Linked DNA regions of Homo sapiens: all the other regions are linked to region 3. Evidence: chromatin contacts called from ENCODE Hi-C or POLR2A ChIA-PET data. All regions are on one chromosome and are shown on one strand. Each heading gives the region's core, a stretch centred on a gene start or an enhancer-like site at or near the end of the contact. The rest is flanking DNA. Distances are from core to core; before and after follow the strand shown.

Region 1 (2,700 bases), core at 67-2,566, 860 kb before region 3:
CTGCCATTCAGAGGCCTGTTGCAAAGAGTCCTCTGTAGCATCTGCCATCACCAAACACTGACCCAGGGCCTCCAGAATGACATTGGGAGACCCTGAGAACTGCAGGGGTCGGGGACGGATTCAAGCAGAGATGCCGCAGTTGTTCCTCTCCACCTTCCTTTTCCAAAGCCCCCTTCCTCGTTGATGTCCTTATTATACTTCAGCCACCCCCTCCCAGACCTTCTCAGAACAATCCCACACCAGGTCACCTTTGTCACCTGTCATTCCTCCACTAGGAGGGAAAGAGCCATCTCCACATTCCTCCTGTCCAAAAATATCTTTCCCAGCAGCCAGCCTTCATCCCATCTTCATGAGGTCTGAAATGCTCAGCAGTCTCACTGCTTTGGGTTTAGAAACAAAGCTACGGCTGCTGTTTCCGGAAGCCATGTCTGTGCTCCTAACTTCTCCCCCTGCAACCTACTGAGGGGGAGTTTACCGGGTGGGCAAGTGCCCCCCAAAGGAAGGAAGCCCAGCCCAGAGGGGCATGTTCGTCCCTTTCTGTCTCTGTGCTTTGGCCCTTTCTGTTCCCCGCCAGTTGGATACCCTACTCCCTATTCTCCACCTACTGAAGGCTTCCTCCTCCCCAAAGACTCAGTTCTAGTGTCACCCCTACAGAAGGCCACCCCTTCCACCAGCCGGCATCCACTGAGCCAGGCATGAGCACCGCCGCCGGGATCTTCCGCATAGACCAGCGACGTGGGAAGCAGGGGTCTGGCCGGGGCGTCGGGATTCCCGCTGGGCCCCGCGGCCACTCGGGTTTGCACCCGTATTTCTGAGATAGGCAGGGGTCACGCACGGGGGCCGGAGGCCGCTGCCCGGCAGTGGCGCGAGGACGGCGGGGCGGACCGGGGCGGAGGGGCGCTGCCACCCTCTGTCCCTTACTGTGCACGGAGCGGACACAGGCGCCGGCCCCCCGCCCCTCGGCGCGCCCGTGCCGGGAAACCTCGGGCCCCGGGGCCACGGACTCTCAGCCCCGCGGATCGGGGTTCACGCGGGCCCCGCAGCCCCACCTCCTTCCCGGCCGCCGCCGCCGCGGCCGCGGCTCCTGATCCTCCTGCTCCTCCTGCGTCCCCGCCTCCGGGGCCGCCAGCCCCTGCAGCTGCCGCCGCCGCCGCCGTGTAGCCGACCGGGTGACCGTCACCGCCGCGGCCTCCATGACACTGTCCGCGCACGCCGAGAGGCAATCGCAGGCCCGGGCCCGCCCCCGCGCCGCGCTCGGCCAATGGGAAGTGCGCAGCGCTGACGCCGCGCTGGGACGGGACTCCGAGCTGACTCCCGGCCAGCGGCCGCGCGGCGGGGACTTTGTTGAGGCGACAGGCCGGGGGCGGGGCCGAGGACGGGGCGGGGCTGTGAGGGGCGGGGCCTGGGCGAGTTCCGAGCCCAGGGTTCGTCGTCGTTCTTGTTGTTGCCCATCATTGGCTATGAGTCCAGGGTGCTAGAAGGCTCTAGAAGGCTTCGGAACGCCCCAATCTTAGAGTTCTCTCTTTAGCCTCACCAGCTTCCTTTGTCAAGCAAACCGAGGTTTATCCCAGAGAGATTAAGCAATCTCCCAGAGGGCACAAAGTCAGCAAATGGTGGCAATGAGATTTTAACTCATGCAGCTAACCCCTATTAAAAGATAATTTTCAGACCGGGCGCGGTGACTCACGTCTGCGATTCCAGCACTTTGGGAGGCCGAGGCGGGCGGATCACCTGAAGTCAGGAGTTCGAGACTACCCTGGCCAACATGGTGAAACCCCGTCTCTACTTAAAATACAAAAATTAGCCGGGCGTGGTGGTGCATGCCTGTAATCCCAGCTACCTGAGAGGCTGAGACTGGAGAATCGCTGGAACCCGGGAGGCAGAGGCTGCAATGAGCCGAGACGGTGCCATTGCACTCCAGCCTGGGCGACAGAGGGAGACTCCGTCTCAAAAAAAAAAAAAAAAAGATGAAAGGTTAGTAGGTTAGTATCGGGCCATGTGGAAGCTGGTGTCCTATGTAGGATGCATAGTTTTCCAGTGAAACACGGATTTCTTTCTACAGCCCCACGCCTGTGCCCAACAGTAGTAGTTGCTCTACCCCTAAGCGTGCAGGGCCTGGAGTGGCACCTCTGCAAGAGTGGCACTGCCCAGCGTCTTAGGCACAAAAGGAGTTCACAGGAAACATGATAGAACAGAGCCCTGAGAAGCCAGAACTCAAGGCTGGGCCCCACAGGGCAAACCAAGGCTCTCCTCCCTCCAGGCCCCAACGCCCCTCCACAGCTAGGAGCTTCCAGTGCTGGGCTGCAGCTGCCGCCCAAGCCAAGTTGACTGGGCCTTTATTATTGTTGCAGACTTTGAACTTTATGAGGCTCCAAGCTTCCATAAACGCCAATGGTGGGAACTATGACTAAGGTTGTTGAATATGGGCCATGGTGCAGGCCAGCCAGTTAGGCAGGAAGGACGGGCCACTCAGAAGCAGGACACGCTGACCCATGGGGAGGACAGAGAAGGCAGAGGGCTCCTCTTTGGGGCTTCAGTCCTGGGAAGCTTACAGTGAGCGAGGGCAGTGGATCCCCAAGTTCCCTCCTGCTGTGTTCAGGGGTGCACCGGACGTGGACAGTCTTGATCTGGGGTGCATGTAACCAGGTGTTCCCAAGCCCTCACCTGCAGCTTAGCAATAAAAATAGATAAACTTTCATC
Region 2 (2,700 bases), core at 140-2,639, 800 kb after region 3:
AAATCAAAAGTAGGCAGCTGGGGACAAGATACTCGTACCTGCTGTGATAAAGATGTACAAATAACTCTTTTTTTTTTTTAGACAGGATCTCACTCTGTCACCCAGGCTGGAGTGCAGTGGTATGACCACAGCTCACAGCAGCCTCAAACTCCCAGACTCAAATGATCCTCCCACATCAGCCTCCCGAGTAGCCGGGACTACAGGCGCACCACCTCACCCAGCTAATTTTTGCAGAGATGCGGTTTTGCCATGTTGCCTAGGCTGGTCTCGAACTCCTAAGCTCAAGCAATCCGCCCACTTCAGCCTCCCAAAGTGCTGGGATTATAGGTGTTAGCCATCACGCCTGGCTTACAAAGAACTCTTTTTAAAAAATTTCAACAAGAAAAGGATACACCTTCCAAATGAAAAGAGAACACAGGGCCCTGGCCTATAACATACGAAGAGATAATCCCTCTCGCTTGACCGAGATGCACAAAATAAAACACCAATTGGAGAGCATTTGGCCCTCAGCCAGGGGTAAGGGGCATAGGACCTCCCTGCTGGACCATCACTGCACAGGGCCCAGCAGACAGCTGAGCAGGTCGACGAGGGGAGGGGTCCTAAAAAATTCTAGTAACCACTTTAGAGGCCAATTCAGGAACAAGGATCAATTTTTTTTTTTTTTTTTTTTTTTTGATAGGGAGTCTCGCTCTGTCACCCAGGCTGGAGTGCAATGGCACGATCTTGGCTCACTGCAACCTCTGCCTGCTGGGTTCAAGCAAGTCTCCTGCCTTAGCCTCCTGAGTAACTGGGACTACAGGCACAAGCCACCATGCCCAGCTAATTTTTGTATTTTTAGTAGAGATGGGGTTTCACCATGTTGGCCAGGCTGGTCTTGAACTCCTGACCTCAAGTGATCAGCCCGCCTTGGCCTCCCAAAGTGCTGGGATTACAGGTGTGAGCCACTGTGCCCAGCAGATCAAAACTTAAATGCACACATCCTTGACACAGAAATTCACTAAGAGCTCATCCTTCAGTCATGTGTGCACATGTACAAGTGCGAGAACATCTGTTGCAGCCTCTCAATCACAGTGGGAAGCTGGACAAGCCTGGCAGGGCCATGGGACAGCTGATGACACAACCATTAAAAGGAACGTGCTACTTTGGGAGGCCGAGGTGGGCGGATCTCAAGGTCAGGAGTTCAAGAGCAGCCTGGCCAACATGGTGAAACCCCGTCTCTACTAAAAATACAAAAATTAGCCAGGTGTGGTGGCAAGCACCTGTGATTTCAGCTACTTGGGAGGCTGAGGCAGGAGAATCGCTTGAAAGCGGAAGGCGAAAGGTGGAGGTTACAGTGAGCCACAGTGAGCTGAGATCGCACCACTGCACTCCAGCCTGGGCCACGCTCTGTCAAAAAAAAAAAAAAAGAAAAAGAAAAAGGAACGTGCTACATCTACAAGTGGCAACAGTGTTGTTAAATGGAAAAAATAAAAGCTGGTAGCAGAAGTCTGATTTCCTTTGTGTTCTTGAAAAGTCTATATTTACACATTGACTTTTTTTACACAAGCCCTGAATGACTCTGCAGGAATAAAATTCAGGAGAATGCCACACCCAGCTGTCAACATGGCCACCCCTTGGGAGAGAGTTGGGGAATGGGAGAGAAAAACTTCTTTCCAAATTTCATGTGATCTTCATTTTCTATCTAAGAATGACTGGGCATCGCTTTTTTTTTTTTTTCCCAGATGGGAGTCTTGTTCTGTTGCCCAGGCTGGACTGCACTGGCACAATCTCAGCTCACTGCAACCTCCGCCTCCTGGGTTCAAGTGATTCTCCTGCCTCAGCCTCCCAAGCAGCTGGGACTACAGGTGCCCGCCACCACGCCCCGTCGTGCATTGCTTTTTAGGATGAAGAAAGGGAAAGGTCACAGGGAGAATGGGAGCCAGAACACAGAGCAGGGCTTCTAAACACCAGCTTGCGGGTGAGAGAGACACGGGGCGACACCACCGGCCTGGAACCTAGGGATGGCATGAGGTGCTGCCCAGGGGCTTCAGACAAGGCCTGCTTGCTGATTAAGTAAGGGTTGTGTTGGCTTTTGTTTATGTGCTTGTTTAACACGAATCCCCCAGGCGCTCCACCCTGCTTCACGAATCATCACTGTCCACTCTAACCACGCTGCACAGGAAGAATTGTGCCCACTTCCACAATGAGAAAACGGACCAGAGAGGAAAGCCACTAGGCAGGGCAGGGGCGGCAGCCCAGGCAGTGTGAGGGCAAAGCCGGTGCTCCTCTGCCATTTCCCCACACACGAGTGGGCAAGGCATTACAGGAGTCTATATCTTAACCTCTGCGGGCCATTTTGGAAGGCGGCAGATGGAATCAGTGATTTCCAGGGCCATTTCCAGTTCCAGGTTTCAGACAGGGGCCGTGGAGTGGAATCGAGCTTGACCCAGGTGTGCTGATGGTAGCCATGTAACTGTGGACAAATCACTTTCCCCCTCACCTGCACTGGATGAGACCGGGAATCTCCACTCTGGGTTCTTTAAGAGTCCTGGGGCTCCACAGAGTACACCCAGTAGCAGCAGTGGGATGGGGGGACAGGGTCAGGGGAGCTCCATGCCTCCCTCAACTTTAATCAGAGCATCTCCACTTTAACCCCTTCCTGGGCCCAGTGTTCAGAGAGAACGGGAAGGAAGCTCAGCCCTGGCCATGGGCTACTCTAGC
Region 3 (2,700 bases), core at 129-2,628:
TGATTCTCCAGGGGAAAAAAATTAAAGCTGTGGAAGCAACTGAATCCGACAGAAAAAAAGGTGAGAAAAGAATATGGCATTACAGTGTGGAAAGACAGATACCATCCGAGTACAGAATTTCATTGTCATTAACTAGGCATCTTGAAGAAAAAAATCCAGAACAACACTGAAGTATATGCTTTCTTTCTTTTTTTTTTTTCAATTTTTTATTTTTATGACGGAGTCTCGCTCTGTCGCCGAGGCTGGAGTGCATTGGCACAATCTCGGCTCACTGCAACCTCCGCCTCCCAGGTTCAAGCGATTCTCCTGCCTTAGCCTCCCGAGTAGCTGGGATTACGGGCGTGCGCTACCATGCCCGGCTAATTTTTGTATTTTTAGTAGAGACGGGGTTTCGCCAAGTTGGCCAGGCAGGTCTTGAACTCCTGACCTCAGGTGATCCGCCCGCCTCAGCCTCCGAAAGTGTGAAGTGCACACTTTCAAAGGGTAATTTTTGTGCTGTGTAGGTTATATTTCAATTAAACTGTTTTTTAAAAAATCTCAAAAAAAGCACTTGGACGTTCCTGGGAGTTCACAACAACAGGGTCTGCTGATGTATTCTGTTGAACATGAAAGGCATCAGGCATCTTACGTCCACCCCAAGGCATTTTGGTCAAATGAGATTTAATTAGGTTGTAAGCATCACCAAGGCACCAGCATATAGAGAGGTATCCGTTCACAACAGCTGTTTAAGAAGCAATGAGGGTGGAAAGCAACCCTCCCATACTAAGTGTCTTTGCAACTCAAATCTTTTGACAACTCAGTTCAAAACAAAGCCCATCGAGGCTGGCCAGAGAAGACTTACATGGGGTCGTCATCTGGCTCCCAGCCTTCCAGCTCCTTGAAGCAGAAGAAACACTGGGCCAAGTCTGGCTCGTTCTCAGTGGGGCAGTGGATGAAGCCAGCCTCGGCCATCTGCAAGGGACAGCACAGCTCGTGAGTGGACGTGGCAGCCCGGAACCCCGAGGCCCAGCCACAAAGGCCTCGATGGGGACAAAGCAGGGAGGGGAGGCCGGCCTGGACCCAAGGGGCCCAGCCACAGTGGCCTCGCTGGGGACAGGACGGGGAGGGGAGGGCGGCTTGTACCCCCGAGGCCCAGTCACAGTGGCCTCGCTAGGGACAGGGCAAGGCGGGCGTGGGGGACCCCAGGAGGCCGGGCAGTCTCACCCGCTCCGGGGTGCAGGCGCAGCCCTCCAAGAAGGGCCAGTTCTTGAATGTAGAGATGCGGTGGTCCTTGAGAAAGGGCTGCCAGGCAGGGGGCAACGTCGGGGCACCCATGCCGCCGCCGCCACCTCTGCCAACGGGTCCCGCGATTCAAATCTGGCGGTTAATGGCGCGCCGCGGGGCATGTCGGGAGCGCACGCCCTCTTAGGCGGTCCACCCCCCGCGGCCTTCTGGGAGTAGAGGCGGGGCGGCGCGGGGTGTGCCGGGAGTTGTAGTCCTCCCGCCGCGTGGCTCTGCCCGTGGTCGCGGTGCACCCAGCGACGCCGCGCCAGCTCGTCCCTGCCCACACCTAGCGCCCCCTCGACTGCTTTCAAAGAACGCGTGCAGGCCGGGTGCAGTGGCTCACGCCTGTAATCCCAACACTTTGAGAGGCCTAGGCAGGAGCATCACTTGAGTCCTGGAGTTCAAGACCAGCCTGGCCATCACGGTGAAACCTTGTCTCTACTAAAAATACAAAAATTAGCTGGGCGTGGTGGTGCATGCCTGTAATCCCAACTACTCGGGAGGCTGAGGCAGGAGAATCGCTTGAACCCGGGAGGCAGAGGGTGCAGTGAGCTGAGATTGTGCCATTGCACTCCAGCCTAGGCAACAAGAGCAAAACTCAGTCTAAAAAAAAAAAAAAAGTCAGACAGGAGAGCTTTACAGGGTGCCACCTCTGCAAAAAGCATCTACTCCAGACGGGCATGAAGGACAAATGAACAGGGGAGGGATGGAGTGCAGCAGACATCGCTGTCCCGGCGAGTACATCGTTGACTGCACGACCTGGGTTTCCAGGAGGGCCACCTTCTGGAGTCAGGGGCCAGGGACTGGGCCACTACCGTGATAAGAAGACAAGGGAGCTGGGGAAAGCCCAGTGGAGGGTGGGGGCCTGTGCTCAGGGCAAACTCCTCCTTTCCCTTCGCAAAGCAGGGCGTCCCACCAACAGTAAGTCCTGCAGCCTATTAAAAAAAAAATCAGTGTGTCCTCTGCTTTGGAACAGGGTGTTCTGGAGTCACTTCTGGAGCTGGGCATCACATCCACTCACTTCTCTGGTTCTATGGCCAGAGATAAGAGGCCTGGCCTTATTAGCCCTCCAGCCCCACGCAGGCCTGGTGCCTCCACTGTCTTTTTCATTTTGGGGTTTATTTATTTATTTATTTATTTTTGCAACCTCTCCCCACCCCTCCCACCCCGCCCCCATTCTTTAATACAGTAACTTTTTATTTTGATGTTTATTTATTTATTTGAAACTGAGTCTCGCTCTATCGCCCAGGCTGGAGTGCAGTGGCATGATCTCAGCTCACTGCAACCTCCTCCCCGCCACGGGTTCAAGCGATTCTCCTGCCTCAGCCTCCCGAGTAGCTGAGATTAAAGGCATGCACCACCACACCAGGCTAATTTTTGTATTTTTAGTAGAGATGGGGTTTCACCATGTTTGCCAGGCTGGTCTCAAACTCCTGA
Region 4 (2,700 bases), core at 193-2,692, 800 kb before region 3:
GTTTGGGATAGGTGGTGGAGTTAGGAGCAATTTTTTGTGGGCAGGGGGTGGATCTCACAAAGTACATTCTCAAGGGTGGGAAAAATATTACAAAGTACCTTCTTAAGGGTGAGGGAATATCACGAAGTACATTATCCTAAGGGTGGGGAGGGTGTATTGTCATAAGGTCAATTGATCAGTGAGGGTGGGGCAGGAACAGATCACAATGGTGGAATGTCATCTTTTGTGGTTCTTCAGTTGCTTCAGGCCATCTGGATGTATATGTGCAGGTCACAGGGGATATGATGGCTTAGCTTGGGCTCAGAGGCCTGACAATAATGAGTATTATGTGAGACATGGTTGGGACTCAGTTTAGCATGACAAGAAACATTAATGAATTCAAGAAAGGTTTGTCTCCTCTCCAAAATCAAAAACCAAAAGTGCATAACAGTGTTTAGCACATTTCTATTTAGTTAAAGGTAATTTAAGATACGTGTTTATGACTTGTTTGGATACCATATAACATCTAGTGATCGCCTCTGGGCAGGGAATACAGAACGGCAATGGGAGGCTTATTTTTCATTGCGTACCATTTATATAATTTGAATTCCTCCTCTTGTGTATCTTTTACTGAACGGAAGGTTTTGAGAGAGCTGGGGGAAGTAGCTGGTATCAAGCAGGAAAGCTGAAGGTGCAGATGGGCAGGGGGCTGGTGCACCCTTCTGCCAAGCTCTCCTGCCAGAGGCTCCACGGCCACCAGGCCTTTCTCAGAACTTTGGGATGGAGGAGGGCGGGGCCGGGGAAGCCTTTTAACAGAGTGCCCTAAAATATCTCGGGGGCTAGGGCTACGGAGGGGAAAGGAGAAATCAGAGACCCTTGTTTGGCAGGTTTGTCAACTGCAGATTTTTTGCAGGGAAACACCCCACCGTCCCCACCCCAGGACACTACAGCCTTAGACCTCCCTGATCCTGGCTTTGGCAACTGGTCAGCAGCACTCTGGAGGCGGCTGTTTTGAAGGGCCAAGGAGAGGGGCTGCCTGAGAATGAGGATGGCAGAAAGGGGCCCACGGTTTTCCGCCTCCCAAGACTACGAGGGTCGGGAGGCCCATGTAAGGGGGCCCTCGCTCGGAGAATGAGAACTTCCCTCCCTAGTAGCCTTCACCCCCCTCAATGCCTCCCACCCCAAAAGATCTGCTGGGCCCACGTTCCAGCGCAACGCGGTGGAAGACGGCCCTCATGTGCCAGTGCGGACCCTCGCGCCCCTCCAGCCTGCAGCCAGCCGGCCGCTCCTCCAGCGCGCAGGCGCAGGACGGAAAAAAAAAACACAAAAAAACAACAAAAAAAAAACCCAAAAAAACACAAACCACAGCTCCCAGCAGCCCTCGCGCCGTCCGCGCGCAGCCGCAGAGCAGAGGCTGCCGGGAACGCGGGCCCAGAGGCGGGGCGAGCGCGCGCGGGGCGGAAGTCGGCCACCTTCCTCCGTCCCGGCCGTTAGCCCAGCCAAGCCCAGCCAAGCCCAGCCAAGCCCCGCCGATCGCGGGCACCGGAGCCAGCCCCGCAGCGGGTGAGTGACTGCGCCCGCGGCCGCCGGCGCCCTGCCCCAGCCACGGGCCCGGACCCCCGTCCCGGAGCCTGCCGCCGCCCTCCGACCCTGCCGCGTCCCGCCCCCTGACCCGTCAGGCCCCCTTCCCGTCCCACCCGTGCGGGATCTCTGCCCCCTGACTCGCAGACTGGGCTGGGACTCTGCCCTCTGACCTGTGGGAAAGTCCCCTTCTTCCGACAGGCGGTGGACACCACCCCCTCTGACTTTTGGGACACCTCATCCCTGGGACTAGCGTGGGGACCATTACCCTCTGGTTAGTGTGGGCACCCCTCCTCTCTAATTAGTGTGGGGACCATTCCCCTCTGATTAGTGTGGGCACCTCCCCCCTCTGATTATGTGACTCCTCCCCGCTCTGATTAGTGTGGGACACCCCCCTTCTAATTAGTTTGGGGACCATCCCCCTCTGATTACTGTGGGGCACCTCCCCGCTCTGATTAGTGTGGGGACCACCCCCCTCTGATTCATGTGGGGCACCTCCCCCTCTGGTTAGTGTGGGGACCATCCCCCTCTGATTAGTGTGGGACGCCTCCCCGCTCTGGCTAGTGTGGGGCACCCCTCCTGGGAATGACCCCCTCCCACCACCTTCTGACTTCAAATACCCCTCCTCTGGTCTATGCAGGGTCTCCTTGGACTGATAAGGGAATTTTCTCCCTCTGACTGGCACTTGGTCAAACCTGTAACAGGCCAACCTTCCCCACCCCATCCCAGTCCTTGCTCTCCCTGCCCTCATCCAATTTGGAGCCTTCCTCCAGGCACACAGCTCACTCTCATCTTCCTGCATGCAAATGATTCGCCCTCCCCACCATACCTGTCTCACACCCCTACTGCCATCCGGTCTGGATTCTCTCATCCTTGGAGACTGGTACCTCCTTGCCAGTCCATGTTGCCTGGTGCCTTTGCTTCTCCCTCCGAATGGTCTTTCCCTTGCCCTCTGTGTACCCTAGGCTTGGCACAGAGCACCTGTGACCACTCTTCCATCAGCAGACACATCTCTCTCCCAAACACCTTTCCCCCTTAGTGACCCCTGGAAAAGCCGTCTCTTAGTGTCCCAGCTCCATTTCTTATTTTATTCTTGAGGTTGTATGCCCTATGGCCTTTCCTACCACATTTTCAACAAAG

What was found. A loop is a pair of places that touch in the nucleus more often than their neighbours do. ChIA-PET counts read pairs that join two places held with the same protein, here RNA polymerase II (POLR2A). Pooled maps may share reads with other maps.
Region 1: a loop to region 3 is called in a pooled map, with 14 times the contacts of the local background. The contact joins the promoter of ENGASE here to the promoter of BIRC5 in region 3. A Hi-C loop is called at or near these places in 6 of 50 pooled maps. POLR2A ChIA-PET finds 5 or more read pairs at or near these places in 2 of 52 experiments (PC-3 and activated T-cell).
Region 2: POLR2A ChIA-PET joins it to region 3 with 11 read pairs in naive thymus-derived CD4-positive, alpha-beta T cell. The contact joins the enhancer-like site here to the promoter of BIRC5 in region 3. A Hi-C loop is called at or near these places in 1 of 50 pooled maps. POLR2A ChIA-PET finds 5 or more read pairs at or near these places in 4 of 52 experiments (GM10248, HEK293, OCI-LY7 and 1 more).
Region 4: a pooled map shows a loop between it and region 3 (11-fold over the local background). The contact joins the promoter of CANT1 here to the promoter of BIRC5 in region 3. A Hi-C loop is called at or near these places in 6 of 50 pooled maps.

Annotation. Positions count from the first base shown.
Region 1 is chr17:79,073,440-79,076,139 of GRCh38, reverse strand. ENGASE (endo-beta-N-acetylglucosaminidase) reads right to left here and starts at 1,316. Exons shown (of 14, transcript NM_001042573.3): 1 at 1,050-1,316. The coding sequence starts at 1,195. RefSeq lists a silencer at 915-1,454.
Region 2 is chr17:77,410,104-77,412,803 of GRCh38, reverse strand. All of the region lies in intron 3 of SEPTIN9 (septin 9), which reads right to left. Among named protein-coding and RNA genes, the nearest start is that of MIR4316, 14 kb to the right of the region's middle. Within about 2 kb of position 1,389, at least 7 of the 41 ENCODE cell types and tissues checked have a DNase peak (open chromatin) inside an H3K27ac peak, as active enhancers do; they include OCI-LY7, where a contact is called at or near this core.
Region 3 is chr17:78,212,931-78,215,630 of GRCh38, reverse strand. It overlaps BIRC5 (baculoviral IAP repeat containing 5), which reads right to left and starts at 1,378. Exons shown (of 4, transcript NM_001168.3): 1 at 1,204-1,378; 2 at 842-951. The coding sequence starts at 1,314. RefSeq lists an enhancer at 732-1,633.
Region 4 is chr17:79,008,506-79,011,205 of GRCh38, reverse strand. It overlaps CANT1 (calcium activated nucleotidase 1), which reads left to right and starts at 1,442. Exons shown (of 5, transcript NM_001159773.2): 1 at 1,442-1,542. RefSeq lists an enhancer at 1,053-1,102 and a silencer at 1,343-1,722.